Regions from separate parts of the Mus musculus genome. Here region 1 is linked to region 2. The links are chromatin loops, found by intact Hi-C in ENCODE. Cell type or tissue: left cerebral cortex. All regions are shown on one strand. Links, peaks and the distances in the headings refer to the core of each region. The heading gives the core; the rest is flanking DNA. Region 1 holds the start of Gm24870 (a small nuclear RNA gene). Region 2 holds the start of Mast4 (microtubule associated serine/threonine kinase family member 4).

The links. Hi-C counts contacts between places; a loop is a spot of excess contacts. Peaks named below come from ENCODE experiments on the same cell type or tissue, not always from the same donor. Only the 100,000 strongest peaks of a DNase experiment are listed, where the experiment ranks them.
Region 1: a loop joins it to region 2, with 3 times the contacts of the local background. A loop is called at or near these places in 11 of 42 quality-filtered maps.

The regions. Positions count from the first base shown.
Region 1 is chr13:103,636,435-103,653,107 of GRCm38, reverse strand. The region is part of intron 1 of Gm30551 (predicted gene, 30551); the gene reads left to right. It overlaps Gm24870 (a small nuclear RNA gene), which reads right to left and starts at 11,182; the gene lies at 11,076-11,182. In left cerebral cortex, for the core only: CTCF peaks have their summits at 6,910 (motif pointing right) and 8,488 (motif pointing right); DNase peaks (open chromatin) are centred at 6,898, 8,260, 8,519 and 12,070.
Region 2 is chr13:103,327,551-103,344,223 of GRCm38, reverse strand. Mast4 (microtubule associated serine/threonine kinase family member 4) reads left to right here and starts at 9,732. Exons shown (of 29, transcript NM_175171.3): 1 at 9,732-10,388. The coding sequence starts at 10,032. In left cerebral cortex, for the core only: a CTCF peak has its summit at 10,230; DNase peaks (open chromatin) are centred at 9,036, 9,703, 10,203 and 10,765; H3K4me3 peaks cover 2,712 bases; H3K27ac peaks cover 1,285 bases.

The sequences.
Region 1 (16,673 bases), core at 5,171-13,170, 310 kb before region 2:
ACTTTCTTGGATAGTAGCATCACTAAACCTTTGAGCACTGTCATTATTGAATTCTACCACTTAATTTTACCAGTGGAGAAGCTGAGACTAGAGGCTAAGTAAATTTCTCCAGGGTAAGAACTGAAAATGGTATAGGTTTGTATTTGCTCTCAGCATCTGCTATTGACTCATTGATGTGGTAGGCACATTTACTGAGCAGTTATTGTGAACCAGTAACTCCTCTGAATGCTTTCTCCTGTATTCTTCCTTGTCAAGACCTTCCAAAGTTGGTATTTGTATGAGGTTCCTCTTGCAGCATGACATTTCCCCAAGTTGCATGGCTTAGGATCCCCCTGTTTGCTATTTTTGCTTTTGTGGTTTAGAAGCCTGGGTCTGGCATGGCTGAGTCCTCTCCTATGGGTCTCTCAGGGTTAAAATGAAGCTATGTTCCTTGAGGGATACTTCCAAGCTCAATCTGATAGGAAGGTCTGGACCCAGATGCCGAGGGAGGCTAGGTTTTCTGGTTAGTATGTATGTATGTATGTATGTATGTATGTATGTATGTATGTATGTATGCATTTATTTATTTCTTGGTTTATTGATTGATTGTTGTCAATTTGACACAAGATAGAGTTATCTGGGGGAGAGGGAACCTCAACTTAGAAAATATCTTCATCAGAATGACCTTAGGCAGGGCTGTCAGGTATTTTCTTGATGATGATTGACGTGGGAAAACCAACCCCATTGTGGCTAGTGTCATCCCTGGGCAGGTGGTCCAAAGCTGTATAAAAAGGAAAGCTGAGTGAGTGGTGAGGAGCAAGACAATAAGCAGATTCCTCCATGGCCTCTGCCTCAGTTTGTGCCTTGGGTTCCTGCCCTGAGTTCCCATTCTGATGGACTGAGCTGTATGCTGATAGAAATGCTTTCCTCCCCAAGTTGTTTATGGTATATGGTGTCTAGCACAGCAATAGCTAGCTAGCCAAGATACTAGGTTGGTAGGTCATTATCTCCCAGTGTTCAGAGATAAGTAGCTGTCATCTTTTCCACTGGTGGCCTGTGGGAAAGATCTGTGAGTGGAACACTTGCAACTTCCCATATATTGGCTTTGCCATGCCACGTGCAGAGCTGATCGCTAAACAGCATGCCTCAGGCTTCACCTTGGCTTCCTAAGCATTCTTACAGGAATTAGGGTGAAAGCGTTGTTTGCTTGGAACTGACCATTGACCATAAGCATGGCATTAGTATGAAGGGGTCAGAAGGGGGACTGGCCCCATTCAGAAACACATGCATGGTTTGTGGCTACCCTGTATGTGCTTGACATCTTTCCAAATCAAGTTTGCTAAAACTCTAGGATGCTTCCTCTCGCTCCCTGAAAAGACAGAAACTATTTTAGCTTAGTAAGACTTTTTGATTTTGTTCTAAGGATGGTCACTAGTAGCTGGAGAAAGGTTTTTTACAAGTTTCCTTGCTATGGAGACTCGAAAGACTCAGATCTGTCCTTCTCTTTGCTTCCTCCAGGGGTACTCTAGGGACATTCCATAGTGTAGACAATGGGAGTTGGGATGATATATATAGAGAAGAGAAGGTTAAGAGAAAATAAAGGGGGATGTATAGATTTGCAGATGATCTGAGGAGAGAAGTGGGACATTCTTTGGAGCCCATGCGTATGAGTGGCCACCAGATAGTAAGCATTGGGACATCTCTTCCCAGCCCCTAGGTCAGTGGTTCTCAGCCTTCCTACTGGTGTGAATCTTTACTATAGTTCCTTATGTTGTGGTGACCCCCAACCATATGACTATTTTGTTGCTACTTCATGACTGTAAATTGACTGCTGTTATGAATTGTCATGTAAATATCTGACATACAGGCTATCTGATATGAGACTCCCGTGAAAGGGTCATTTGATCCCCAGAGGAGTCAAAACCCACAGGTTGTGAGCCACTGCTCTAGGGGTTGCCTACATGATCTAGCTCTTGTCTTCTTACACCCCCCTGAGCCCTTTTCCTTGGATAGATGCAAGGAGGTTGAACAGACACATGAAAGGACCTTAAATATTTGATATCCCTTTAAATTCTCACAATCATGGCTTGTCCCCTGCTGTGGCTTGTATGTGGTTGGTCCCTCAAATGTTCTCTGGTGGAACATTTGGCCCCTGATATGATGTTGAGAGTGTTGAAACCCTAAGAGGTGGAACCCTGAGGTTATTGCCTTTGGACTGGGTTAATACAGTTCTTGTGGGACCCTGGTTAGTTTCCTCATGTAAAAACTGTTACAAAATAACAGTTGACCCATGGCTCTCTCTCTGACTTCAGTCTCATTATGTGATCTCTTCTATATGTACTCATGGTGTGACACCATCCATCATGAGACCCAGAGCTGACCTGAGGCCAGCACCATGTTTCTGGATCTCTAGAACTATGATATTTTTTTTCTCTTATTTTTCAAGTTTGGTTTGGCATTGCTGCTGAGCCTTTATTTGATGTTTAAGAACAAATAATGAATTTATGAAATTCCTAGCCAAATGGATGGACCTGGAGAGAGGGCATCATCCTGAGTGAGGTAACCCAATCACAAAGGAACTCTCACAATATGTACTCACTGATAAGTGGATATTAGCCCAGAAACTTAGGATACCCAAGATATAAGATATAATTTGCTAAAAACATTAAACTCAAGAGAACAAAGACCAAAGTGTGGACACTTTGCCCCTTCTTAGAATAGGAAACAAAACACCCATGGAAGGAGTTACAGAGACAAAATTTGGAAGTGTGACGAAAGGATGTACCATCTAGTGATTGCCATATCCAGAGATCCATCCCATGATCAGCTTCCAAACACTGACACCATTGCATACACTAGCAAGATTTTGCTGAAAGGACCCAGATATAACTGTCTCTTGTGAGACTATGCCAGGGCCTAGCAAACACAGAAGTGGATGCTCACAGTCAGCTATTGAATGGACCACAGGGCCCCCAATGGAGGAACTAGAGAAAGCACCCAAGGAACTAAAGGGAACTGCAACCCTATAGGTGGAACAACAATATGAACTAAGCAGTACCCTGGAGCTCTTGTCTCTAGCTGCATATGTATCAAAAGATGGCCTAGTCGGCCATCACTGCAAAGAGAGGCCCATTGGACTTGCAAACTTTATATGCCCCAGTACAGGGGAACACCAGGGCCAAAAAGGGGGAGTGGGTGGGTAGGGGAGTGGGGGTGGGTGGGTATGGGGGACTTTTGGTATACCATTGGAAATGTAAATGAGCTAAATACCTAATAAAAAATGGAAAAAAAAAAAGAACAAATAGACAAAATGAATCTCTTCAAGGTATCCAGCCTCAGGTATTTCATTATAGCAAGAGAAAATGGACTGACTGTTTCTACGTCACTCAACCTTGGAGGCCAGGGAAGGAAAGGCCCAGAAGCAATTTGCCTGTGTGTTTGCCTGGGGTGCCATGGAAGGAGATGAACACTAGGATTGGGTGAGGGGCTGTTGTATTTATAGCTGGTGGCCAAGTGTGACTGTTGGCAGCTTCATCAGACATGCTGTTGTGGCTCGCACAGTGCCAGGCTTGGGCTGGGTGGCCTTCTGCTTATTGGCAGGAGCAACTCCTTCAGCAGCAGCAGAGCTGAATGCACAGTTCCCGTCTACTTTCTGACCCTGCCTTGGAGCTCCTTTGGCTTCATCACACCTTTGACAGGTGTGCTTCCAACCCCACTGTCATTTCTACAAACACCTCCTTGATTCATTCTTTTCTACTCCAAAAGTCCCCAAGAAGCTTAGAGTGGTGGCCCTTGCCTGCAATCTAGCGCTTGGGAGGATCAGGAATTCAGGGCTAGCCTGGGGTACACCCTGAAACCCTGCCTGCATCTCCCCACAAAGGTCCCCAAGAATTTTGTTTCCCTCAGTGAAAAGTGATCTACACAGGATGTTTCTGGCCAGCTCCACAGTCACTCTCATGGGGCCTGGGTTCGTCCATGTTCCCTTGACTTTCCACTTTGATTTGACAGCTTTTATTTTTATTTTTTTAAAAAAAAGACAACCAGCCAGGAAGTTGATGGGTATATCAATAGACTGGAGTGCTTAAGGCCAGGAGAGAAAGTGTGGGGCTGTAAAGAGTAGTTAAAATTTGACCCTGAACTTAGTTCTGACAGTCCCATGTCAACTTATTTATTGGAGTGTTAGCTTCTAGACAAGCTTGTCACAACGTGACCACACTGCCTGTTGATGCGTCATGCACTTGAGCTGACCATGGCAGCTCTTCCAATTTTCCTTCAACTGTACTGTATTTCAAAAGCAAAGGGAATGGTGGCTGGGAAGATGGTTTGTTGTCAGAGAATTAAGCAGGGCAAAAATGATGGCTCCTTACTTTTCAAATGCACATGCACACATGTGTTATCTTGAATGTATGTTTCAGGGGACACATTTCACTATTAGTAGTAATAATAGCATAAAACCAAAGGATTTAACCAGAGGTTTATTGGATTTGTGAGACTGGAAGTTGGGAGTAAGTGTGGACTTCAGTGTAGCTGAGTGCAGAGGCTCCTGCCCCATCACTGCAGGGCGCTTTGAGCTCTGTTGGTATTTCCTTTCTTCTTAGGCTGGAAGTTGGCCATGGCCTGCATCTGACAGAGTCCAGAAGAGGAAGTGGGGGTTCCTCCTGGGCCTTTGAGAAGCCCGTGGAGAATCTTTCTTTTTTTTTTTTTTTCCCATGACTTATGGGACTCAAATCAGTTATGCCCTGCTGGAGCCAATCACTAAGATAGAAATGTGCCATTCTGGAACTGGAAACCGAGTCCACTTTCCCATATGGTCTTCATGGAGAAGGGTTTTTCCCAGAGGGAAATGAGGATGCCAGTCAGCAGGGAAGAAGGAGGAGGAAGGACCACCGGCATGATGGAAATTGCGGAATGCACAGTAGGACTCACGAGTCTGAGTTCTGACTCAGAAGGCCCTCTGCTGTGTGCAGGCAATTGGCTGTTTTTCATTTTGACTCATTCAACAAATGCTTATTTTATTCCTGTGTGTGTAAGCCAGAGGTCCAGCTTGGGTGCTCTGAAAGTGCTGTCCACTTGGTTAGGACAGGGACTCTTTGTCCTTAAACTTGCCAAGTAGGTCAAGTTGCTGGGCCAGGGAACTGTAGGGATCTGCCTGTCTCAGGCAGTGCTAGGGTTACAAGTGTGTGCCATCAAATATGACTTCTCACATAGGTTTTGGGGATCAAACGCAACTTCTCATGACTCTATGTCTAGCGTTTTGCCAACTAAGTTTTCTCTCCAGTCTTTTAACAAATGTTTACTGAACCATTAAATCAATGCCAAATTTATGCCAAATGCTAGAGGTAAAAAAGAGTATTAAAGATACCGACATATCCTTTAAGGATTTTGCACTCTAGTGGAGAAGAATAGGAAAACAGAAGTATGAGACATACAGAAAGTTGAGGCGCAGAAAAAAGGAGAAAGTTTCATAAACATAGAGGAAGGTGCAACCAAATCTGTACAAAGCAGTGGCTCTCACCCTTCCTAATGCTGCAACCCTTTAACACAGTCCCTCATGTTGTGGTGATCCACAACCACAAAATTATTTCACTGCTACTCCCTAACCATTCATCTTTCTATTGTTATGAATTGTAATATAAATATCTGATATGCAGGATATCTGATATATGACCCCTGTGTAAGGGTCATTTGACTCCCCTAAAAGGATTGAGACCCAAAAGCTGAGAACCACCGGTATAGCAGGGAGTGAGTGGACATCTGGGGACATAAGGAAGAGCATCATACTCAGAGGGAGCAGCATGCACAAGGATACAGAGGGCAGAGGAGGATGGCAGGTTCCAAGATTCTATCTGCATAGGTAAGGCACATGAAGGACACGTGAAGGTTGTTTAGAGATGATTCCTAGAATCCAAGTTAGGGAAAGGCTTGGAATTCTCGGGCAGAAGAATTCAGTCAAGAGGATGGCAAAGGCAGGATTGAAAAGGCTACTGTGGCATCGTATTAGAGAGGGTGAGCCTGAAGGCTGGGTGGCTGTTCTAAAGCCAATGGAGGGGAAGGAACTGAGGGCATGAATAGAGACAGGATGGGAGGTTCAGCAGAGGGGGACTTGGAGGGAAGAATCGTTGGGCCTGGTAATTCTCTGGGCTAGGGGAGGTTGGAGGGAAGCAAGGGGAAAGGACATATGTGCAGCCATGCCATTCTGAACATTCCAGATCCTGGGAGCTAAGCAGGGTCAGGACTCGTTAGAACTTGGACGGAGAGAGGCGTGCGAGAAAAGTTGCTTGAGTGAGCAGGTGATGGTGTGTCAGTAACTGAGCTGGAGTCTGGGAGGAGGGTAGTGTAGATCTGAGAGAGGAGGGCAAGTTCAGTTCTGTACACGAAGGTGAAATTCTTGTGGGCCATCTGATGCCATGATGGGCAGTGTCGAGGACTGGAGATCAGATCTGGAGGCTAGAAAAGGTCTCTGGTGATGAGCAGGGCAGATGGGATGCTTGTAGTAGACGGCTAGGAAAGGCCATTTGGGAGAGGAAGCTTTCACACATACATGCATGCATACATACATACATGAGAGCGTGCATCAACTCATGCACACTTCATACACCTGTCCAGTTCTCCAGGGTGCCTTTCCTAATAGCTATAGCACTATACATCTGAACATGGGAGGAATACGCCCACTGACCAATTAAGGGGATAACATCTCTTTCTGGAGAGTTTAGAGGGCAGGGAGCTGCCTGTCTGATGGGGTTATTGGACTTGAGGTTAAGTGTGCTTATGACAACAGTGACAGGATTCTTCAGCCTCCAGCTCCCTTCTATCCCTTCCCCCAATCCATCAGGCTTTGGAACATTCCAGGTAGACATGGCTGGATGGTATCTATGGTTTAGCCGCTGAGCTTGTCCTTGGTGCAGATATTGCTACTGAACACTAGGAGGCGCTTCCGGGCACTCAGCTCAGCCTGGATGAGCTAGATTGTACCAAAAGGTGATCTACAAGCATATTTCCTTGCGTTAATGTGACACAGGATTTGAAGTCTTAAACAAGCTCCAACTGTAGTCCTAACTTGAGCTCAAAAGCCACTTCATATGACAAATGCAATGACCAAGACAAGGAAACACTCTACAGAGAAGATTTTGTTTTATTTTTATGTATTCATAATCTTGGTCTTGAACTATTTGTTGAACAAATAGGAGAGCATACACTTTTTCAAAACCGCAGGAGGCCTTTTCAGTAAGGAATGTGTGATGTGTCGGTCTTGACTGCTGATTTGGTGGGTCTTAGAACCAATGAAGGAGACATGGTGTGTCTATGAGGATGATTCAGAGGATTGAGAGGGGAAGACCCAGTCTTAGAGGGAGTGGGTGGGACCATCCCATGCCCTCCAAGAACAAAAGTGTCAGGAGTCTGCCTATCATTGCTGCTGCCATCCTCCAATGACAACACACTCCAGCTGTTTTGTTCTTTCCATGTGGACTGAATACTCACAGCTCTTGAGGGATTTGGTGGCTGTTTGGAACCCATTTTGAGTGGAGGCATCCAGCTTTACGGACCTAACCTCTCTGGGCACCTCTGCCTCGCCAGCATGTAGGCTGCCATTGTTGGATGGCTTGGAGAAAGATAAAGGGATTTCTCTTCAGGTTGTTTGTAAGCCAAGCTAATAATTCTCCTTTGATAATGTATTTATGTTCTGTTGGTTCTATTCCTTTTGAGAACCGTGCCTAACAAAGGACAAGAACGGGAAGCCATATGGTCGCTCTTTCCCTGGGCTTCAGGCAGCCTCCAGGGAGGTTTCTTCTCTCTCCACTCGATCCTGACACTGCTGGCTTATTCAGAGAGTTCTACTCATTTCTTGATTGGAGAGGGTGTCTCAGAAATGCAGACTCTTATCTGCTGGAACAGCTTGAGCTTTCTGAGACACCCTGGAAAAGTGTTAGCTTGCTACCGTCAACCCACATTGCTGGTGGTCTGTGTAACAGTAAAACTTAGGTTGTACTGGTCAGCTTGGGATGCCACAGTTTTTAAGGAAACCTTGCAAGTTCTCGGGTAAAAGGAAGAATGGCAGCCAGTTTGAGATGAAATGTATTTTAAAAGTGTTATTTCAAAGGGGGACATGTTCTCCACGTGACGTCATCCTTTAGTGCTTCTCTCTCCGTTCAGGCAACATGTCTTAGATCGTTGGCCCATATGTCACTCATTCTCGCAGCTACATTCATGGACTCAAGAACACAACTGGTGATATGCCCCGATTTAAATAAAAATAAACATATAGCAAGCCCAAAGATGCTTGGTCCCTTTCTTGTTTCCACTACCATACATGACCACTGAATGGGTTTTCTCAAAGTTCTAGTTCCTGGAGCATGAGCAAGTGCGGCAGAGAATTACAAAAGGCTGCTCTCTGTCCTGTAGATATAGACAAACTTTGATTCATCCACTCAAAAAAAAAAAAAAAAAAAAAAAAAAAAAAAAACTTCAGCAGCCTTTCATATGTGATGCCACTAGATGTCACTACACATCAAGTTTCTTGAACGAACCAGTGGGAGGCCTGCCCAGCCACTGTGCCTGCCTCTCCTTCTATTAATGTTTAAAAGCTGCATTTGTACTGGCTACACTTTCCACATTGAATCTTTTGTTTAATGTGACACTCATTCCTAGGAGCCCAGCTTCATTCTACTTAACTGTAAGGCAGCCATCCCTTGGCTGGGGTAACTCCTGTTGTTGCTCTTCTGTCTAACATACTCTCCCTCCCTCTTCCCCTTCCCCCCTTCCCTTCTCTCCCTTCATCCCCCCTCCCATTACTTCTTTCTCTCTTGGTGCTTTCTTCAGTTGGGGAGAGGTCAGAGGGCAATGTTTATACCTTCCTCTGTAGCTCTTACTTTTTGAGACAGGGGTCTCTCCATGACTGGAATCTGCTGCTTGGCTAGACAGGCTGAGCAGCATCCCTTCAAAAATCCCCTCCCAGCCCGCACTGTGATTGTAGGCACAGGGGCCATTCTTGGCTTTTTACGTGGATTTCTGAACTCAGACTCTTTTGCTTGCTCGGCAGGCACTTCACCGATGGACCATCTCGCTCTCCTCTGACTGCTTCCCACACCAGTGAAGTTCTTGCTCTCTGGCCTGTTTTGCCTGTCCAAGTACAACTGACAAACTGAAATCCAGGTAGCTAGGTTCTTCAGGATATGTGAGTTCTCCATAGAGGTCATTCTGGCTGAATGGGCCTCACATGGGACCCCATGTGAAGCATCAGGGGTGATCAGGAAGTCTGTCCTCTCTAATAACCTCTATGGAAAAGGCCTTTGCTAAAACAAAACCTCTTCCTTTGATCCCTTTAATCCCTTTATCTTTTCTGGGCTTTTTTGTCATATATTCTGTGACAGCTCTCAGGGGACCAAGGCCAGCAGAATTTGCTATGCCTTGGGAATATCTATCCCCATCAGTAAGTCAGACAGTAGGAAGGAGAACTTTCGTCCCCAGAGGGGCCCTTCAAGTGTGTGTTTGATGTTGACGGCTCTCTTTGTCATGAAGAATGGTGTTCAGGGGAGCCGGGATCATATGCTGTAAAGATAAAACTTGGGACTTAACATTTTGCAAAGCCCCTACATCTATCATGCCACCCCGATCTCACGGCAATCTATTAAGGAAGACAGGATGGATATTTTTATTTCCATTTTACAGAAGAGAAAACAGAAGGTCAGAGAGGTTAAATGGCTCACTCAAGGTCTCCTGGCTATAAAAACCTGCATCTTCAGCTTCCTGGGCCCTGAGCTCTCTGTCTTTCATGATCTCCAGCTGCTGCTGCCTGCAGAGGGAATTGTTAAGGGCTACAAGGAGTGGACCTTTTTTTTTTTTTTTTTTTTTTAGCAGGGCGGGCAAGAGATTTGGTGCGTTAGAATTCGAATTCAGGGCAAGAATGAAGTGTCCCTGCCTGGTTCTTTGGCTGCCAGCCACTGCCTTGGCCAAGGCATACTCAAGGCACATGTTGGCACCTGAAAAATTGCCTGGCTGGTACAGCCCAGCTCGCTGAGGCTGCGTTGTTGATGATGTGAAAAGGGGAGGTGTATAGAGGAAGCGTGTGGAAATGCCTCACCAACCGCAGAGGATTTAGAGAAGGCAAGTTTCATGCTACTGTGCTTATTTCCTTAGCGAAAGGAGAGAGAGAGAGAGAGAGAGAGAGAGAGAGAGAGACACAGAGAGAGAGAGAGACAGAGAGAGAGAGAGAGACACAGAGAGAGAGAGAGAGACAGAGAGAGAGAGAGAGAGAGAGACACACACACACACAGAGAGAGAGAGAGAGAGAGAGAGAGAGAGAGAGAAAGAGCGCTGAATATTGTTAAGTCCAACTAGAATGTAAAAGGAAGTAGATGAGGTAATGACAACAGTGACCCAGGCTCTATGCATCCTCTTCAAGCGTTCCTGGTCCTGGGGCTATCAGGCACAGGTCAGGGAGAGGCATGGAGATATTGCCTCTGTCACAGCTGCAGCCCATGCCTGGGTGCACTGCATCTATAAGGCACTTTGCTAACCCAATGAAAACCACTAGCTAATCACTAAAATAATCTGTTAATCTGTTGAGTAGGACTCCTTTACTGATGACTGGAGGCTTTGAAAAATACTGCTTAATCAATGATGACGACAGAGCTAATTTTCTGCTTTAGCCACTATTTGACAGAGAATGGAATGGCGCACATCCCTGCGACGATCTCTCCGCTCTGGCTTCTGCAGGAAGGCCTACCTGCAGAGTCTGTGTTTGTGGATCCCAGAGGAGTTTGCTTTCCTGGTGCTTTGTTTGATTCTTGGTCTTTCTTTCTTTCTTTCTTTCTTTCTTTCTTTCTTTCTTTCTTTCTTTCTTTCTTTCTTTTTTATTAGGTATTTTCCTCGTTTACATTTTCAATGCTATCCCAAAGGTCCCCCATACCCACCCCCCTAATCCCCTACCCACCCACTCCCCCTTTTTGGCCCTGGCGTTCCCCTGTACTGGGGCATATAAAGTTTGCAAGTCCAATGGGCCTCTCTTTGCAGTGATGGCCGACTAGGCCATCTTCTGATACATATGCAGCTAAAGACAAGAGCTCCCGGGTGCTGGCTAGTTCATATTGTTGTTCCACAAAAATATGGAATGCTTCATGAATTTGCGTGTCATCCTTGCGCAGGGGCCATGCTAATCTTCTCTGTATCGTTCCAATTTTAGTATATGTGCTGCCGAAGCGAGCACGATTCTTGGTTTTTTTTTTGTGTCAGATGCCTAACTGTTTCTGAGGTCGGGCCCGAATGCCATTTGAGAGCGGACAGTTGATTCTCAGGACTAACCCCTCAGATTTCATCAGAGCTGGTGGGTTTTGACCTTGACTGCAAATAGGAATTGCTTGGTGAGCATTTAAAAATTGCTGATACCAGGGCTCCCCCTCTGGATGTTTGAGTTTAATTGGTTTGGGGTAGCACCCAGACATTGGTATTTTTTAAGTGCCTCAGTTGACAGACTATGTGACCAAGGTTGAGAGCCTTAGAGGAAGTTGCTTGTACAGTCAGTTCTTTCCATGCGTGGGTAATGTGGAATCCAGCTTCGCCTCATTTTCCATTTGTTTTCCCCCCAATGGTAGAAATTTAATCTATGCATTGAAATGAGAATCATCCACTAGTCAGTAATTATTTCATTTAAATGCTAAGTTGAAATATCCACTATAAATGTGGAAATAATTTGTACTACAGTATTTCTCAAAGTATATTCTTTTGTTTATTTATTTGAGACAGGGTCTGCTATATGCTAGGCTGGCCTTTGAGTTCTATACGTAGCTGAGGACAACTAAGCACCCCTTGAACTCCCAATCTTCCTGCCTCTAACTCTGGAGATTATAGCTATGCACCAGCCTCCAGTGCTGGGATTATAGCTTCCTGCCTCCAATGCTGGGATTATAGCTATGCACCAGCATGCTAGATTTTATATAGTACTGGGGATCAAACCCAGGGCCCTGCGCAGGCTAAGCAAACAGTCTTCCAACAGAGCTGAATCCCTAGAGGGATACTCTTTTTATAATTTATATAGGATGTTCTCCATGCTTGCCAACACGGAGGCCGCTGAGCCAGTGCAGATGGGCCAGTTTGCTTCATTCTTGTGGACTCTCATTATGGTAGCTGCTGTAGAGGGTGTAGGGGAGTTGAGCGCTAAGGCTGCTCTAGACTAGGATGCTAGTGTACCTATCTGAGTGGGGTTTGCTTTTTCTCTTTTATTTTTGAAACCACTAAATTTGTAGCCTGTGGCCTTCTGCCACATCTCCATCTGACCACGCACGTTTCTCTTTGTGGCATGTTGGCTACTGAGAGAGCCAGTCTCCTTTAGCCTTTTGGCATTGCTGACCAGCTGAAAGTTCTCTTCACTCGATTCCCCTGCAATAGGAAAACAGGAAGAGAAATAGAACAGCAGCTTGACACGCCAGGTCTGAAGGACCACACGGATCTTCTATTTCCAATTAGCAGTTTCCCTGCAGCCCAGTCCCGAGGTCGCCAGGCCACCGTGCATCCAGCTGTTTAGTGTTTGCTGGCTTACTTGCTCTAAATCGTTCCTTCAGAGCTGTTATGCACAAGATCAAACACCTTGTCTCTTGGGCAAAGTTTTCTCTGAAGAGTTTGGAGCTTCAAAGCCACGTTGTACCCGTGATTAGAGTACACGATGTAATTGTGGTTTCTGTAGCATACAGAGTCTTTCAGGTTTCTACTTCCTATTGTCCCTTTTCCTGTTATGGCCTTTCTCTTTCTTTCTCTTTTTTGGTTGGGATTTATTTATTTATTTCACATGTACAGTGTTTTGCTTGCATATATGTCTGTGCACTGCATGCGTGCCTGATGACCAGGGATGACAGAAAAGGGTGTTGAATCCCCTTGGACTGTAGTTATAGATGGTTGTTGTGTGGATGCTGGGAATTGAACCCAGGTCCTCTGGAAGAGCTGCCAGTGCTCTTAACCACTGAGCCATCTCTCCTGCTCCATGGTGATTCTAACAATAAAGAGGTCCTAAGTTCATGTTCTTGCAAGTCTGTATGTTATAAATCAAGGTGCCTGGAATCCTATTCCCAGTCATGGTGAAAAATTAAAGTGACAACTTCAGATTGATCACATGCTAAGAGACTCTGCCACTATCCCAGTCATGTAGAAGTACCAACAGAAAAAAAATAACTTATTTAATTGAAGTAAGAAATGTAAGTAGAAACTTTAAAGAAGGGAAAGTAGACTCATTGAATTAAAAATCTCAGAGATGGGTTGTAGTGTAATTTAGACACAGATAAGGAAAGAATTAGTAATTTGAAAGAAAGAATTGACAGCCAAAAAGGATTGGAAAAAAATTCCTTGATCAATTCCATTATGGTAAAATGCATAATATAAACCCTAAGAAAGGCCAATGTAGTTCCTTACATCTGTAATCCTAGTATACAAGAGGCTGAGACAAGAGAATCACTATGAGTTCTAGTCTAGCTAGGGCTATCTAGTGAGTTTTAAGCTAGCTTTGACTGTAGAGTAAAACCATTCTCAAAAGATCTAAAAACAATAAGGTAAAGTCCGGGAATTACCTACAACATGGTGGCATGGAGGCAGACAGCAGAATTCTCTCAACAGAGATACCAAGAGACAATGGATACTAAGACACTTGGAACCCACAGTCTTTTGCCATCAGCTAATACCATGAACACATTTAAGCAGTGCTGAGATTTACTCTTTTGGTATGTTTGGTAATTACTGGAGAGTGAAATCTCTTTCTATTCTTGCTACTCGGTAGGATGTTCTAATGAAAGCAGACCTTAAACTGAATCCTGCCTTATCCTAAGATGTTTTTCTTTTAATTTGCCAGTTACAAATAGTAGTTATGTGGGTTTTACAAAAATCACGAAACTCTCCATCCTTTAAGGATTACTCCCAACAGCTTGCATAAAGCTTCTCTAGAGGCCGTTGAGATGGTATCCATGAGCAGCTCAGAGGACCTTTCTGTTCTATTAAATGATAGAATCTTTTATTAAGTAGGGAGATGCAGGTCAAAGGGAGCCCATTGCTCTGCCTGGACTGAGGTGCTGCTGTGGGCTGTTTCTATAGCTTGTTCACACAGCAGCAGAACAAAACAGGTGCTTGCATACTACTAAACCACATAGCTGGACCACCAGTTATTTTTAACAATAAAAGGTACTTCTAGGCCATCTCCCTCTCTGTGCAGTCTCAGTATTTTCAGGGCTTGTAGAAATTGCTTCTTTTTTTTTTAAATTTAGCTTTTTCATTGATTCTCCATGAATTTCACATCATGCACACCAATCCCACTCATCTCCCTACCCTCAAGTACCTGTCCTCTGCCCTTACAACCTCCCCCACCCCCCAAACAGGAAAAAAAAAACCCTTGGGGAAGTTGTAGTCTATGCCAGTGTGTCCCACAGTATACCCTTATACTTCTTTACTTGTGAATGTTCACTGCAATGAGTCATTGGCCTGGTTTGAGGATATCTGATTCCTGCTACACTATCAATACTGGGTCCTCACTGGGACTCCTCTTAGATATCTTTTGTTGCCCAGTGACATGGGGATCTTGCAGCTTCAGATCTCTAGGACTGGCCCCTTCATGCACGGCGGCAGTTTGTAGATGCGGCGGATGTTGGGGTTGGGCTCTCATGCACCCACACCTCCAGGACAAGCTCACCAGCATCCGGCTCTCTGGCTCTCATGCCCTGTAAGGGATGGGGCTTGAGAGGCTGCTGGATCCTCTAGCAGGGTCAGGTCTATTGTGCTGCCCAGGTGAGGTGCAGGGCCTGCTCTCAGGAGTGCTACACTTGGTAGAGGCCTGGGCCAGCACCCTACTCTCATTGACCCTAGGGACAGCTCTTCCACCTGCCATATGTTGGGAGGAATGAGGGGAGAGGGCAACACTCCCTTGCCTATGCCACCACATGGTAGGTGAGTGGCAGGGTCAGCTTTCTCATGCTTACACTCTCCATTGCCCCAATCAGGGCCAGCTCTGCTCTGCTTCCTGGGTAAGTACTACAGCTGCTTAGGGGCAGGGCTAGCTCTGTATAGCCCTCAGACATCAACATTGCAGCCCAGACCAGGAATGTCTACCTAGCCTTTAGTGGTAACAGATCCACACTGCTGCAGAGCCAGACATGGCCCTTGGTGGAAACACAGGTGAAGAGTTTACCATGGCCTTAGGAGGCCATGTTCCTGTCTCCAGCTCTGCCTCTCTTCATTGTGCACACATCCCTCTGCTTCGCCTTCTCTTCCACCTCTCCACCTCTTATTCATCTTAGTGCTACCTGATGCCTTTGGATGTCTGGAGTGATCTTGGGAGGGCTATGCCCTACCTATTCTATGTGGCACCTCGAAGAGGTTGTCTTTGTGGTCTGCTCATCCAGGCTTAAACTTCATGGCATTGGGCTGCAGGTCATCTCAGGCTTGCTTTGTGAGGCTGAGTGGGGAGAGTCTTTGCTTTTCACACACCGGGCAAATGTTTCCATTGTAGTACATCCTTGACCCTTTCTTAAAACCTGGAATGGTGACTCACTGCTTAAAAGCCCTGATGCTCTTGTAGAGGAACCAGTGTTCAGTCCCCAACACTGACAGGGCAGTAATCCTGTAAATGTCATGTAACTCCAGTTCTCGGAGATCCTACACCCTCTTCTGAACTCTGCTGGCACCAGGCCATGCAATGTGGCACACATCTATACCTGCAGGCAAAACATGCACAAGTAAAATACAAGATGAAGCAATTAAAAAACATTTTTAATTTTCAAGACCGGTCTCACTAGGCTGCCAAGGCTGACCTAGAACTCACTCTATATTCAAGGAGCACCCTGAACTCATGATCCTCCTTCCTGTCTTAGTGTTGCAAGCTGTTAAATTTTCAGGCTTTCCCAGCCCATAATTGTACCTGTATTTATATGATTTCAGGGCTGACCACTTGGTATTGGATAATGAGTTGGTGCGCTCTTCCCTGGGGAGCATTGTTCCTCCCATTCTCACTATTCCTTAGTTGCCTATAGTTTCTTGTCTAGAGTTTCAGTCCCATGAGCCTTCCCCAGTACAGGTGAGCATGCACATTGGTGTGTTCACTGTTCAGGTCTTGTTTAGGCAGCCATGCTGATGAGACTTCATGGGTGAAGCTTCTCTGACATTTCTTGGAGACAAAAATCTCACAGCAAACTTCGGATTCCTCTAGTTCTTTGTGATCTTTCCACCCCTTCTTCTGCTATGGTCCCTGAGCCTTCAATGCAGGAGTTGGGTGGTTGGATGTATCAGTTGGGGCTGCACACCACATGATCACTTGGACTCAGCATTTGAATTGGTTGTGGTTTTCTGTAATAGGCTCCATCTGTTGCAGGGAGACATTTCATTATTTTCTTTTGATGAAGAGTGAGACCTATACTTATCCGTGGGTATAAGAATAAATATTTAGAATGTAGCTAGGGATTATGCCAGCTTAGTAAAGTTGTGGTTGTAAGTTCTACTCCAAGATCCATGACTTCATCAGTCCTGACACTAGACTTTTCTGATGTGGCTTCTGGAGGTTCAAGCTGGGGTCCTCATGCCTGTTAGTTACTCTCTGACTGAGCTATCAGCCCAGAACAGGAAGGAAGCACACTATTGAATAAGATATTTAAAATTCTAATGAACTACCCTTCCAGTGTTTATTATTGCTTAGAGTTCCTCCAGTCTTAACCAAGGAAACCAGAGATTGTGAC
Region 2 (16,673 bases), core at 5,575-13,574:
CGGAATCTGAGTCAGAAACAATGAATAATCCAGTTGGCAGAAACATATGTTTTGCAGAGGGTGGGACTAGGAAGCCATGCTTAGAAGACTAAAGGCTCTTGCCTAGCAGGCTAATAAATCCGGACCCTCTTCTCCTCAGTGCTGGCTATGGAACTCACCCTCAGCTCTACAAGTGAAGTGCCCTGCTGCTGGCATCCAGCTTAGGGTCTTTCTTGCCAGCAGTGGGTAACTCTTGACATGGAGGCGAGGAAGATGATCAAAGCAGTATTTTTAGATTAACTTAGCCTGGGGGGCTCGTCAGCAACTGGACAGGTTAGACTATATGTAATTAACTCACTGATAAAGCTCTTCCAGTGATCTTGGAGAAGTTGGGGCCCTGCCTAAATCAAAGGGGTGGAGTGTAATATGAAGAAGGAGGAATGGGAGAATGCAGTGCAAACACAGCAAAACTGGAGGGGGTTCTTGCTGGGGGGGGGAGGAGGGGGTTCTTGCTGCGGGGGAAGGAGGGGGTTCTTGCTGGGGGGGAAGGAGGGGGTTCTTGCCAGGTGGAGGGTCTCCGTACTCACATAGGAATCTGCAGAATCCTTCATCTAGGAAGGGAGCTCTTGTTCCTCAGGAACTTGGTTGAATAGGAGCAATTAATCTTCATTTAAGACATATACCATGTAAGGCTGTGCTTTGAAATTCAGAATCCAACGGTTGGTTGGGAGTTAACAAAAAGGGACACCTGTTTTCCAAATCTCTCCTTCCTATCACCTGCTTAAGACTTACCATAGTTTGGACCAATACATTTGACGTCACTACAATTGTACATTTCTTTACATCTTTCTATATTAAAAAGCCACCTAAAAGAACAGAATAGAATAGTAGCATGAATACCACTTTTATCTTTTATCTTATTCAAGAGGCTGTGGTTTGACCTCTTGGTTATCCACGTTTCCATGGGTCTGAGCTGGCCGAGCTATGGAAATCACTCACTGTTTTTATTTATGGTCCATTCCACTGCTTTGAAATTAAGTTGACATCCAGTGTTAGCAGGTATTCATTACCCTTCTAAGATGCCATTTAGAAAACTGATTGCTTGGGGACTAGACGGCAAAGAAGGGGACATTTTTCCACTCAGAGGGCCGACCCTGTTCATGAAATGCTGCACTGAGACATTCTCCTAGGTAGGGTTTTTATGGGGTAGCCTACATCAACCAGTGAGTGTGGCTGGCCCTCCTGGGCTTCGTGGTATCTTTCTATTTTAAAGCAATCTTAATCTTGTTTCTAGGAGCACAGCCTTTGTGTTCTAAGAAGTATTATGCATGTTGACATCTAGACATAAATAATGAACTCCATCTAAAGCAACATTTTGGCAAGGTAATGCAACTTGAGAGGCTTATTTATGCTAGATTTTTTTTTTCTTAAAACCCACAGCAAAGGAGAAGAAGAATCAACCCGGTAGAAGTGGAAGAAAGAGAAACACGCCTTTCTTCATAAAGGATATACCACGTATGGATGTTGATGAGGTTCCGAAATCACTCAGTCCTAGAGGTTGGGAGCCAAGACTACTCCAAGGTGCTTTTCTTTCCCCCAAAGAAGTCATAACAGGAATATATATAGATCTATAATGCCTTTCTGTTGGGGAAATGAAAGTACTTTCAAAACAATCTCCTAACACTCTGGTGGAGGAAATGATGGCAGGTTTTATATTACCCCTATCACACCGGTGATGGAGGCCCTGATAAATGGAGTTGGTGGCAAAGTCACAAATAGATGCCAGGCTTTCTGATGTACAGCTAAGACTTCAGTAGTTAAATGAAAAATATGGTCCCTGTTTGCTCAGTCTTTCCTCATCTGTCAGAAAAGAACCTTTCCCATCAGGATTAACCCCCCCTTTTCATTCCTGCACAAGAGATGGAGACACCCTAAATTTTTAAATGTGCAAAATGAAGTCAGAAGACTAAGTGCTCGGATCAAAAAATAAAACAATTTACTTGGACAGTTAAACTCAGAGATGCGCAAAGTAATGTGCTGGTTGCCAGAGGCTGGGAGGAGAGGAAGGCAGAGTTTCTGTTCAATGGACGTGACGTTTGAGTTATGGAAAATGAGAAAAGTCTAGAAAGCTGCTGTGTGGTGCTATGCCCTTAGATAACAGAAACATAAAAAAAAAAAAACCCAATAATTTTTTTGTTAACAGAATTCAAGTTATATGGCTTTTTTTTCCCCTCACACTGAAAGGAAACATTTGATCTGGAGTACACCCATATCCACTGCCTTTGATCATCAGCTGAGTTGCTACAACTTTGAGGTGCACAGTAGTTCATCAAAATTGGGGGATCTTAGGTCTCTTTTGAGATCTGATAGTTATACATGATCTTCCCCAAAAGAAGCATTTATATTTTCATGGTCTCTAAAGTGATTGCCACGTCAACAGCCCTATGGGTTGGCTTGCTTAAAAACTCAAAATATTAGGGAGAATATGGGCTTGACACAGAACATTGATTAAACCCTAACCCTATTCTACACTGTACTTTTGAAGGGAAAAAAAATCATGTAATTTCTCAGCCCAGGTTTCTTTATCTGTAATATGAGAATTATATCCTTGAATTGGGATTATTAAGGAGGTTGAACACATAATGCACAAGAACATTTTAGCTCAGAGTCTCTGGAATGGAGATTGTGTCCAGTATATGACCACTCTAATATGAGATATTTAGTGAGCTGTTGGGAGCAGCCTTCCTGGAGCGGATGCTCAGGCCCACATCTACCTGCTGTCTAGACATCTGGCACAGTGAATCCAGGATTGGAGCTCTGTAGGAACCAGAATTCTTCTGGTTCTTCCTGTTCACCAAATCTGACACCCTTGCATGGTGATGGTCCCCCGTGGTGTGAATCTGTCTTAACAAGATAGACTGTGAAACCCCCGCCTTAGTTTCCTTTGCCTCCGGGATACAGTCATCTGACTTAGTCCTGCTAATCAGATGCACACACAGAGATGGAAGTATAGAGAAGTGACTGTGTGCAGAGGCTGAAGGAGTGCAGGGCCTACACTGCAGGCACAGATGGTGGAGAGGCAGCTGGGTTTTAGAGTCTTCCAAAGCAGCGCTTGCCTGTTTTGCCAGCTCTGTGTTGAGGTTCTGGGACTGTTTCTGCAAACTCACTCCAGAGCTTCTGGTCCATTGCACTGCTTTCATGAGACCCCCATCTTTCATGATGCTAAGTCTCCAACCGTTTCATTTTATCTTCTTACCTGCAACAGGCCCTTGCATGCCTTTTATGACATAAGTGAAAGATAAAACAGTATAAAATTTTTACACATGGTGGATTTTACATAAGAACCAAAGTTTCTATAAAGAAAGGGCATAACCCTGTTGCAGCCCAACTTTAGGGGATTCTTGGTTCCCAGCAGGGAGTTCTTTCAGCTTTAGTCTCAAGAGCTCTTCAAGGATCCTGATATCCCTAACCCATTCGATGCAAATTTTACTAATTTCTCCTCTAATGTCCTTTTCTGTTGTTTCAGGGTCTCCTATTTGTAGCTTCTGAACTTTTGTGACAGTTCCTTGCACATTCCTTCTTCTCCATGGCCTGAATACCTTTGAGGTGGTTCTCTACAATGCCCCTCATTCCGTTTGTCATGTGCTCTCATGATAGAGTAAGGCTATGTATGTTTGCTATGTGCACAAGAGATGATGCCTTTTATCCTAGCAACAGGCTTAGGATGTTCATATGTCTTAGTGATGCTCATTTTACATTAGGTTAGGTTGGTGTCTGCTGGTCCTCTCCACTGGGAAGTCACTAGCTTCCATTTTGTATTGATGGCCATCTTGCTGCAGAACACTGGGTCTATTTTAATCCTATTGTCCTCAGACTTCTACCTGATCAGTTTAGTAGACTTTCTTAGTCCTGTCATCCCTGCCCCCTCCCACATTATTGCTGTGCTTAGTTCTATTTCTCTTATTGCTTTTCTCCCCAATAAAATTTATTCTTTTTTCAGAAATTTCTACTTGTCTGCATAGTTTTGTTTTGTTTCCACACAGTGAACACATGTCTTAGGCTGACCTTGAACTTGCTACATAGCTAAGGACAACTTTGAAGTATGAATTTTCCTGCCTTCACTTCCCAAATACTGGGATTACAGATATTTGATCCCCACAGGGGTAGGGATCAAACCTAGCATCTCACACAGTAGGTAGGTACAATTCCCAACAAACAATACCCTACACATTCAGTTACTTTATAGTTCATTAATTATGAATTCAGATTCATGGATATTTATTTATCCTGTGATTTAAAACCCAACATTATCAATGTTTGGAGCTCAAATTCTCCCAGCCTTGGCCACAACAATGTCCTTTTTTAAAACTGGTACCTGCCACCTTCTGATGCAGTCTTTCTTTGAACAATTCTTGAGTAAAGTTATTCCAGGTTCACCTTTTATTTCTACTACCTCAGCCCTAAAACTAATCACTCCCCATTTAGGAACTTGTTAAGTCCTTAAGTCATATCCTAAACCAACTAAACATCTCTAGGGTGTCAGTCAGCATCAGGGTTTTGTAAAGGTCCTGAGGGAGTCTAATGTGCAGTTGTGGGTAATAACCAATGGACCCAGGCTTTCTGACTCTCTTTTGTTCTAAAACCTTTGGAATCTTGTCTGTTCTCTGCAGATCTGGATTAGAGATCACATTCTGATTTTTGTATCATGTTTATTTGGCAGACTACACTCTCTGAAAGAAAAAAAAAGGGTTAAAATATACATTTGTGGTGATTTGAATGTGCTTGGCCCATGGGAAGTGGCACTGTTAGGAAGTGTGGCCTTGTTGGAGGAAATGTGTCACTGTGTTGTGGGGTGGGTGGGTGGGGGCAGTGGGGTGGGCTTTGAGGCTTCCTATGCTCGGGCACCTCCCAGTGTAGAATGAGAACCTTCTCTTGGCTGCCTTTAAGATGCAGAATTTTTGGCTCCTCCAGCACTATGTCTGCCTGCACACTACCACGCTTCCCACCATGATGATAATGGACTGAACCTCTGAAACTGTAAGCCAGCCCCAATTAAATGTCCTTTTTAAGAGTTGTCTTGGTCATGGTGTCTCTTCATAGCAATGGAAATCCTATTTAAGACAGAAAGTATTTGACTCTGAAAGCAAACCACTACACTAAACAAAAAGGAGTGACTACATTTTTTTTCCTTGTCTTCTATTACCTCAACAAGCAGAGAGTCCTGGACAATTTTTTTTTTTTTGAAGAGTGATAATAAAAGCGCATTTTCATGCTGAAAGTATAACCAAAAATCCCAGATGTGACAACTCATCTTGGAAAGACCAGTACAAAAGGTGGGGATCTTCTGTGGGAAGTAGGTCACCATGTTGGCTCTTGTTTGAACAGAATCCCTCTGGGGACGCTGTCTGTGGCTTGTTTCTGCATTAGCTCAGTTTTCCCAGTTGTTTTTAGCTCATGCATATTCCTGTCCAGCTGCTAAGCTGCCTCAAGGTGGCTGATCTCCAGGAGAGTAGAACAAGATCCAGGGAGCCCCAATTGCAGTTAAGTCACTTTTATCTGAGTCCCATGGAGGCATGCAATTTGTTCCTACAACATCTCTTTGATTTTTCAAATGAGGGTCATCTGTGACAGTCCCTCAGCCTTCAAATATGCAAGGTTTATTCACTTGGGGCAGTTCTATAACAATGCAGAGTCCCACACCATTGGGTGGGTACCAGCATTTTTGCTTTTCTGGTGATCTTTTGGCACACATGCAATAGATCAGATTGCAGACAATTGGTTCATCAAAGGTGTGCTTTTATTCGCTAACAGAACTGGAGTTTCCACCCTTTTCACCTTGTAGGTGAGAGACCCTGATACCTGCAATACATGTTACCCTTTCTCCCAGGCCTTTCCTACCAAGATTTAAAAAAATTTCTACTCACCTTCTGGAACTTTGTACTGCAATCCTTCCTTCCTTAGATCCTAGACACAAAAGAGAAGAGGAAGGTCCCATCCCTACCTGTGCTGTGTGTATATTGTGTATAGTGTGTGTATGTGGTGTGTGTGTGTGTGTGTGTGTGTGTGTGTGTGTATACACTTGCCTTCTGGTCAATGCTACTCTCTTAATACTGCATTTCTTCACCCTGATGGAAGAAGCAAAGCCCAGCATTAACAGCTCATATAAAACTAACCCAGAAAAAGTAGATAATCCATCACCTTTCATAGGACAAGCTGATATTTAACAGTTGCAGTGCATTAAATAGTTAGGAACATATTAACTGTGATTTTGCAAAAAAAGGTTCATTCTGAGTTTATGATGATCTCATTTTACAGAAAGAAGACCTGATTTCTATTTTATTGAGCCCTAAACCTGATGCCTGGAAGAAAGGCCACAGCATTTGGAGTCGATGACGCGGGCGATGCCTTGGTATTAGAACATCATTCATCTGCCAGTCAGAGTTGACATTCTCACCTGGCCCTACCCACAGAGCAGAGCCAGGGAGAGACCACATAGCTCCAGAGGCCATGGCTCCATCACTTAGGAGCACGCCACAGAAATCGGATGCAAGTGCACAAAGGACATATGTGTGGTGGGTAGGGTGCTAAGCCCTTGGGAGTAGCAGAGCCAGGTGCTTCGACCATCTTTTGTGGATGCCATGGTTCCTCATATGAGGATGCCCTACTATCTACCAGGTGTCATGACTGTGTCTTTAATTTCCTCCTGCAGTGTGTGTGTGTGTGTGTGTGTGTGTGTGTGTGCTTTCCCTCTCCTCAGGCCCCAAAGTATCAAACACTGGAGACATTTTTGAAACATTCTTTTGGAGATAGTCATAGAGGAAGGAACTTATATTTCAATAAGATAGGAAGGAATTTATATTTCAATAAGATAGGAAGGAATTTATATTTCAATAAGATAGGAAGGAATTTATATTTCAATAAGATAGGAAAATTGCAGGACTTAGACATGTAAACTGACCTGGGTCCAGCAGTTTATCCATATCCAAGGATTTGCCTCTGTGCCTGATTGGGGTAATTTCGGGGAACCATTTTGACCTTCTGACCCTCTTCTATTGATAGTCGTGTGGTGTTGAGTTTGTCCGGTTCTTATCTGGAAACTCAGCTTAAACTATAGTCGTCATCCTTCTCAGACACACGTGGTCAAGTGTGATGATAGAGTGTGCTTTATTGAAGAGGGTGAATCCCACTTAGTAACTCACAACTGTCTTGGTTATTTTTGGACAAATTCAATAAAAATTTCAGGCTGCATTGTTTATAAACAAAGGCATTAAATCACAAACTGGCTTTTTTTTTTTTTTTGCATCTGTGTGCATATATGTGTACCACAATTTGCAATGTAAAATGTATTTATTTGGGATCAGTGTTTGTAATTTTAACAAATAGTATTTAGTACTTGACTTAGAAAAGGACAGGTTTAGAACATGAATACTGTTTAGTTTTGAATCTTGGCTCTAACACTTGCTAGCTGTGTTAACATTAGGTTTCAGTATTTCACAGATGTAATACAAGACCAAAAAAAAAATGTCACTACCTTATTGGATCAACACAAGGATTGAGTATATAATAGCTTTTGCACAGTGCTTAAAATGTTGCCTGGCACATAGTGTCATATAAATGTTTGTGAGTTAAAAAAAAAATGTGACCAAAGGGAAATTTTTTTTTTGCATAATGAACCAAGGCGACAATATTCCTTTTCCGTGGTTATTTATAGTCTAGTAGTCACATATGTGTATCCTTGATTAAAAAACTGTTCTGAGAGGCAGACTTCAGAGTACCAACCACAGAGCCACTGCTCACTTGCTGTGTGACCTTTGACCAGCTCTTTGGCCTGTGTCTTCATCCCTAAAGTATTTCATTCGGTTTCTGCCAGGACTCTGAGGCCTTTAGCGCAGGAGAGCCCTGGCTCTAGGAACTGCCATTTTTTTAGCTGTTAGGATTCAAACCATGTCCTTGTTGCACCCTTCCCGAACTGAGAAGGCAATCCCTCCTCTTCTTTGATGTGAATGGCTTGCTTAAATCTTTATTTCAGTTCCCCTGTGCTGAATCAACCACATAGGGGCTCAGATAAAGGCCAGTACTCTAAGGAGGGAAGTCATTGTGAAGCCCAGGGGGTGGATTCAGGCCGCCCCACTGTGCGCTCTTCAGCCTCTACATTGCCACTTAGCTAAGTCTCCTGAATGTCCTTTTACCTCAGCAGGTCTTCCCTTCCCTTTGGATCATTCTGAAGTGTCACAATGCAACTCTGACAGCTATCCACAGCCAGAGGGTCACATCCTACAGCTTCCCTCTTCAGAGGCAGTCGGAAAGTATTCAGGACAAAGCCGCCTGTCCAGACTAGATGAGCACCCCCCCCCCCGCCCCCATTATCACTTGTAAATACTAAGGTAGCATAAAAGGGCTCATTAGCCAACGGGGCTTTCAACTCCAGTCCTTTTCTCAAGGACCCTTGGCAGACCTGTTCTGACAGAGAGAAATGTAAAATTCTGGAGGACTCCTCGGCTTGAAGATCTGCAATGGCTTCGGTGTAATTCTTCCCCTCTTCTCCCACGGCACATTGTAGCACTTACCAGAGCTTTTAAACATGAATAATGAGGCGGTATTATGCAATATCAATCTCTCCCCCGACCACAAGCTCCTCAAGGGCAGGAGACCTGCCGTATTCATCTTTGTATCCCCTGCAACCAACTGGCACACATCTCAATCAACGTCTGTGGAATGGAAGCTGGCTGAATTTATACCTCGGGTCACGGTGTGGAGCTCAGACGGGTCTGGAGCTGAAGGCAAGTAGGACTCATTTATTTCTCGCTGCCTAACTCCGCACTGGCTTCCCAGCAGATCCAAGACACCACAAAGGTTAAGGTGATTATTCTGTTGGTGCTTTGGTGGAAGCTCTTTCTCCTTGTTCTTATAGGAAAGGAAAAATGAGGCCCCAGGTCGGCCGCGTTGTGCCTATGCAGGGCTAGAGAAAGCCAGTTAGGAATGTCCCTTAGCCCAGCGGCAGAACCGCAAAGAGCTGCTAAGACCGTTCTGATAAAGCCTGGTCCTAAACACAGAGCATCAGCTGTTTCCTTCCTTTGTCACAAGCGCGTGTCTTTGACTTAACTTTAGTTTCTAAGCAGAAATACAGAAAAATCATCTTTGGAGACCTTGGCTTGTGTCCAAGCCGGGAACTCTGCTGACACTTTATTTTGCTCTATCTAGTCTTATTGCCAGACAACATCGGTGTTGACGCTTCCCTTTACAATTTGAGGAAACTGAGGCCCAAGAGGTTTATCCAGAAAGAGGCTTGGAGATGGGCTGCGTTTGGATCCCCTCTCTCCACCCACCACGGACTTCGCTCTCTGCACACGGGTGGGAGCGTGAGTTTGCGCGTGACTGGCCGCGCGCTTCCGTTTTCACGCGAATCCTCCCGCCTAATTTCCCCGATTTCACTTTTTGGAGACTAAAAGTCCGGTTCTCCAAGGTCTCGCCTCACTCAGCCATCTCCCACCCACGTCCCAAGGACAGACGGCCACTCCCCCACCCATTTCTGAGTCCCAGACCGAGTTAAGTCCGCGGACTCCGCGTCGGCCCTGTGGATCCCCGCGCCGTGGGGCTGCCCCGCGCACCCAGAGCTCCCGCGGGATCGGGTGGCCCGCTCCTGGCCCCACCTCCCCTACCTGACGCCCGCGCGGCCAGCGGCTCCGCAGCCTCCGCCCACCAGCGCGCCTGCGCTGCCATTGGCTCCGCGGGCTGCCCGTCTCCTCCGCTCCGTCCCGGAGGCAGGTTTAGCGGGAGAAGCCGCAGTCCCGGCGGCTCGGGCGCAGCGCGGAGCGCCGATCGCGGTGGGCATGGCCCCGCGCGCGGGAGTCCATGTCAGCAGCCGAGCCACGGCGGCAGTGAACTTGGCGACGCGCTCCTGTGGTCCAACCTCTGTCATGTAGTCGCCGGCGGCGCTCCCCGCAGCCCGGGAGCCGCAGCGCGATCCAGACACAGCAGAGCAGCCGGGGCTTCTTCGGGAGGCGCCGAGCGCACCGCCACCCCTCGGACGGCACTTTGGGCCGAAAAGGGACATGGGGGAGAAAGTTTCCGAGGCGCCTGAGCCCGTGCCCCGGGGCTGCAGCGGACACGGCGCCCGGACCCTAGTCTCTTCGGCGGCAGCCGTGTCCTCGGAGGGCGCTTCCTCAGCGGAGTCATCCTCTGGCTCGGAAACTCTGTCGGAGGAAGGGGAGCCCAGCCGCTTCTCCTGCAGGTCGCAGCCGCCGCGGCCGCCGGGCGGCGCCCTGGGAACCCGGCTACCCGCCGCGTGGGCTCCCGCGCGCGTGGCTCTGGAGCGTGGAGTCCCTACCCTGCCGCTGCCGCACCCGGGAGGAGCGGTGCTGCCGGTGCCCCAGGTCAGCAGCGCATCCCAAGAGGAGCAGGATGAAGAGGTGGGCTCAGTCTGTCCCATCCCACACCCTCCAGGTCCCGGCTGTAGGGGCCCTTTAGGTCCCTTTGCGTGCGCGCTGGTGTCTTGGAGAGGGGAGGGAACTAAAGGTGCTCTGCTACAGCCTGGGATAGTGACTGTCAGGAGACTCTGTGGGTCCTTGACTTCTAGTGGTTGTCCTCGCGCGCTTGTCTACATGGGCTACCCGACCGTGTGCTTTGGAAGTGTCACTGAGCCGATCGATCCCTTCATGTCTGTATCTGCTTGGGTCCTTAGCTATTGAATGTGATCTGAAAGCTTGGCTTGTCCCCACAACTCATATCCAGATTCTTAGACGTGGGAATCGCTAATCACTGCGGTCTTGGATGGAGCGGGAGACCTGGAGCGTTTGACGCTGGTGGGAGTGGTGACTGTGGAGTTGCTTCTTGGGGTGTCAGAGACCAGAATACGCTGGAGTCGCCCGTGGGTGGTTTTGGTGGTCGCTTCACCTTTCATCCTGGGGAAGAGGAAGATTCCCCATGCTAAGCCTATCGCGCCGGCTCCTATTTGGACTCAGTGTCCAGAGGAGCGCTGTCACCAATCTGGATAGGATGTGTCTTGTTCAGAGGACTTTGTCTAGCCTCATTTCTTCGAAGGCTGTGCATCCAAAAATTATCGGTCTCTTCCTGACACACCGAGTTTTGTAATCCACTAGGTTGCTATCTCTGGTTTTCTTCTCACCCCCGCCCCCCTCCGCCCCTTTCCCCTCTTACTTTGGAAGACAGGAAAGGAAGATTCTCCAAGTCTTTAAGATTGTTTGCTTTGGACATCTCTTGTGGGAGAAATCATCTTGATCAGACAGGACCATAAATAAAACATGACCCTAGCGTAGTCTTCCGTGTGAAATTAATTCCGCCGTGCCAGACTGGTATTTCCCCGGTCTCTGCTGGGATTAGCAGTAGGAAACAATTGCCTTTGTCCTTAGAAGAAGTAAACAGAGCCCGGGGTCCTGGCTTTAGCCCCCTGGGCATCTAGCCTGGAAGTAGAGGCCGGATCTTGCAGAGGCAAGTTCTAGCCAAGCAAAGATGGAAGGAGCCTTGGCTGGTGGTTGGCCAAATCTCTGGCCATGATCCTTTTCTGGATGCTGTGGGAGTTCAGGGATCTCGGCAGGTGCCTGGAACTCTGCTTTCTAGAACTCTTTGGCTCCTGAGTTGTGAGACCTGGATGCATTTCCTTCCTTAGAAGTTCACTTCTGTAGTTAAAAGTGGAGAGTTTCAAGGTTAAGTTCATTCCAACACGAGTGCTGTTTCTGGCCTGGAATTTTGGGTAGCTCTAAGTTCCAGATTGAGTTAAGTCATAGTCCAGGAGTTTGCTGAACATCACACTCACCCTAGGAGCTGGCAGAGAGTAGTGCTGTCTCCTGGGTACATCTCCTTTTGATGTAGCATGTTGGCTCTGGGTAACTGGCTGTCCTAGTCTAACGATTCTGTATAGCTAACATGGCATTCACAAGGTCTTGAAGATGTGGGGGATGGGGGTGGGTAAGTTCTCATTCTTGGTCCTGATTGTATAGCTGACTTATCACCTCACCCCAGAGTGACAGTGTCTTACTTTCTCTGAAGTGGATATAATGATATCTTATTTTCCAGGCAAGGCAGTGAAGGTTGGTTGATTGAAACTTACTCTGTGCTTCCGAGTTGAGTGGCCAAGTGGTTTGGGTCATTGTTTTTGAAAGTTCAGATTTGGATGCCAACAGACAGGGCTGAAATTTGTGGCACGAATTAGCCTACCAGGGGATGATGGGGCACAGTCTTGACTGGCCCGGGAAATTTTGAGGCAAAACCCGAAGAAAGTCATGTGACTCCCTGACCCCAGCAGCAGAAAGGGTTAAAACTTAAAACTTGATGAGGGGGTGTAAAAGCTCCTGGACACACCCTGGTACTGATGTGGCACACTGCATGGAATTGTGGGATTGTGATTTTTGTGGAATTTCGGCTTTGAGGAATTAACAAAAACTCTTGCCCTTTTCCGTAGGAAAAGCACACACTAAATTACTGTGCCAGAAGGTTCAGGAATGACAGACTGAAAAACACCCCCGTTCATGGAAATACCTGGGGTTGACTTCTGGTTCTGTCACATTGATCATGTGTGCTTACAGGCCATTTGACTTCTGTCAGCCTCAGTTTTCTCACTTCCTAAATGGGAGTAATAGCAATAGCACTAGAGACATTCTGTATACACCTGTACACATCATCTGATTTAGTCTCAGCATAGCAGCTGATATTGTGCACCAAGTATCAGCGAACATTAACTTTTATGTTTATTGCTTATAAAATATGGTGAAATCGAACTTCAAATTTGGGTTGACTTGTTATTTCATTAATGTGTAACTCACACACTGTCTACTTCGAGAGAATCCGAGCTCTTATTCCCGTTCTTAAAAGATTTATTATTTTTAAATAATGTGTATGCTTGTGCACACGAGAGCAAGTGCTGTTGGGAGTCCAGAGAGGGCACGGGAACCCCTGGAGCTGGAGTTACAAGGAGCTGTAAGCCACCTGATGTGCATGCTAGGCACTGAACTCTGGCCCTCTGCAGGAGCAGTAGTTGCTCTTAACTGCTAAGGCGTTTGTTTCTCTTGCCCTCAGCTTACTCCCCCTTTCCTGAAATAAGTTGGGATTCTTTCTCTTCATCTTAGGACAAGTTGTGACAAATCACCTGGTGACAAATCACCTGGTGATCGTTTTTAGTTATACTGTAGCAAGGGCCCAGACTATAAAACATTAAAAAGCTTAAGAGCAACTCACAGTGTGACAAGACATTCATTTCTATTTTAAAATTGCTGTGTAGCTTGGGAGATTAATTTTTTCCCCAAAGAATTTTTAAAAATATCAACTCACTGTATTTGTTTTTCAAATGCAAGGAAATTCTGGTTCTAGCGTATTACTCCAGTGCTATTTTTGTTTGATAACTTTGTTAAAGTTGTTTTGAAGGTCACAGTGTTTATCTGTCTCATAGTCTGTCTCACACGTAAACATAAAGTCTTATACACTTCAGTCAGACCTGTGGACCTTGGTGTTCTAAAAATGAAAATGTTGAATGTTGTCATTGAGAGAGTTCTAAAATTTTAATTTGCCTTTATTATCCTATGGTGTGGGGATAAAATCTACAGTCTTACATGCACTGGGCAAGCATTTATCACTGAGCTACAGACCAAATGGTTTTGTACTTAAAACCATGAGATTCAGCACTGATGGGTGACTTTGTTTTGTTTAAGGCAAAGAAATAAGCAAGCAAAGAAACCCACCCCAGTATTTGCCTTGTGTCTTGGCTGCCAGTCTGTAGATGTGGGGTTCTCTATGTTGAGGGATGGCACACTGAATTTCTGATGAACATCGTAATTTGGAGGACTTACCTCCCTGACGTTTATGCAATTTGCCCTTTCACCTAGTCACCTGAGTCCATCAGGAAAACATAGATATTTACGATATGATTCATAACAGTAGCAAAATTACAGTTGTGAAGTAACAATGAAAATGACTATGGTTGGGGGCACCACAGCATAAGAAACTGTATTGAGAGGTCGAAGGACTAGGCAGGTGAGAACCAAAGCTCTAAGGGCGTCTCTTTCTCACAGTACCTTATGATCCCAGTGGGGTCACCATTTGGTAGCTGGTGGTGGATAAGTTCAGACAGCAGGAATTTTAACCTTGGGATGCCTAGCACCCACTTCTAGTAAATGAATGGGAACTTAGTAAACAGATGGTCAACGAATTCGCAAAGCAATGTGAATTCTGAAAACTAGTCTCTGAAACTACTGATGTGTTTGATTGAGGGTGACTGTGTGCCCATTTGTTTTGTCTGTTGTGAAATAGGATGCATAAGTCTCTTGACCCCTATGCTATTAAAACAAATAGGCAAACAAAAACCTTGTGGCTGAGAAAAGAGGTATTATGACGTGTGTGTGTGTGTGTGTGTGTGTGTGTGTACAATTAACAAAGTCAAACCAGGGACACTTGATAATTCACTGTGAGTATTAGAATCAGAAACTTCCAGAGACACTGTAAACTCAGAATGGCCCGAAGGAACTCTGTAGCTAAAGAGCTTGCCAACTTACTGCATGTTAGCTGGTTGTATTCTGCTATACCAAGGGACTTATGCTATTGACAAAAATTGAGAAATAGTGTCCCTTATTAACTATAAGCACACTTAGGGGGTGTCTCTAAAGTGTTTTATTAAATGCTGTCTGATTGGAAGGGGTGCCTCTAACATCTTTGAGGGTATTTGTGTTTTGGGGTTCCCCACATAACAGTAATATAATGGATGGGTTTCTGGTTTTTATTGCTTATGAGAATAAACAGCAAAAGGAAACCATGATCTCAGCCATGTTTTTTCATAGACTTTATATTTTATTAATCACAGAAGCTACATAATTTGAAAAGGGAAGTGCATGAATCTTGGCATATTTATTATTTAGTCTACTTTTTGACTCAATACTTCAGTGTGCGCCACGAGATTAAAGCAGCAGTCAGCCTAGCAATATCTATATAGTCCAGCTCTGGGGCGTCGTCATCCTGGACAGAGATGGGTTCAACATCATGCAGCTGCTCATGTACCGAGGGAGCTAGACGTAAACACACGGTGATTATTAATTAACTGGAGACAAAGGTGGCGACCGAGGCACAGGCTGTGAAGGGGTTATGTGATCAAATCCTGGAATTCCGTGCGTGTGGGAGCTGAGGCTGGGAAAGGATGCTTGTGCTGAAGCTGAGCAGGAGTTAGGTGGAGGAGAAGACAGGGAAGAGCAGGGGAGAGGGTGGCCACCAAAGGCAGCGGAGTGGCATGGAGGGAGGAAGCGAGAGCAGGGAGCAGGTGTCTGAAAGAGCAGGTAGTAGTGCAGGCCTCTGAGAACTTCATGCTAGGGCGCGGGGAACCATTTGGAGTGCCTGAAGCAAGGAAGTCTGACCCGATGAGAATTGTATTCGCAGGAAGCCAGGCACCTCAAAGCCTGTGTGCTGAGAGCTGTGGGTATAGTCAGTTCACACGTTCCTATGTTGGAACTGATAATCCAAACAAGCATGGATGAGATGGGGAAGGGAAGAGAGAGAAGTTAGTTCAGGGACTCCAGGTAAATACATATGAAAGCTGTACTCCAGGACATGGTAAGTATTTACACCTCGCTAATATTTTAGAGCAGCTGAGCGTCTACCCATTTACTGAGACTTAATGGATACAGGGCTGCGTGTGAGTCTACGTTCATGATCGCGTGCGCTTGCCTGGAAAGGGCAGGTGCTCATTTCTTTCACCCCTTCAGAGCAGCAGTGAGAGTTTCCCTGCTCCGGGGTCAGGGTCCGATCCTGGTCCAGTCACGGAGAACGGATGACTTCATCTAGGTTATTAACACTGAGGCCCTTTATGTCCACGTTCACATCCAGCGTGATGCATGCCATCTGTGAAACATTCCGTAGGACGTTTGCTTTATTACTGAGGATGGGGGAGGCTGGCTCTTGAAGAACGTTGGTACCATCACTACCCTGGAAAGGGATAAGCAGAGATCCAAGTTGCTCCCAGGGTGAATTATGCTGCTAGGGCATTTTGATGGTAGACTGGCAGGCTCTTTCCTCTCTGAGTAGTTAGGCAGGTGACGTGTATCACTATTAATTTCATGGGTGGGACATTTTTATGAGGTAGTAACAGCAAACTCTATGGTGCGTGATTCGTTAGCCTTTCTCTGAAGACACCGCCCCTCTTTTCCATATGGAACCCGTTCTTAGGGATCGGTTACTAATCGGTGTCCTACAGGGCTTGACGAATATGTGAATTACCAGGTTGTTAGACAGAGGGCTGATGTCAGCCGTGAGGTGAGGCAGGAAAGATGACTCAAACTTCATCCCAGAAGTGAAGGTTTGTGGTCTGGGAAGGGAGTTAGAAGTCATGTGATGCTTTGGGGGTGAAGAGGTGAGAACTGTAGTCCAGAGGCCATCCCAGCTTCCCAGAGGAGAATGCAAATTACCCTCTACACCCCCCTCCCCCCAAATCCCTTCTGTCCCTTCGAGACAGTGTACACATTTGAGCTTACAGTAATCCAGGAGCCGGTTGGTTCTATGTAAATGTTGCTGGGTCGGCTGGCTGTGTGCTCTTTTCTCCCCTAGTGACTCCGGGCCTCCTTTGCACACATTCAGGCTGACACCTGCCTGGCTTTGCATTACTGGCTTCAAAGGTTTTTCCGCTGTCTTCTGCCTGTTTCCCTGTGGCTTCGTACCTGGTAGCATTATTTTAAGCTGAGGCATAGTGTGAAACACAAGATTAA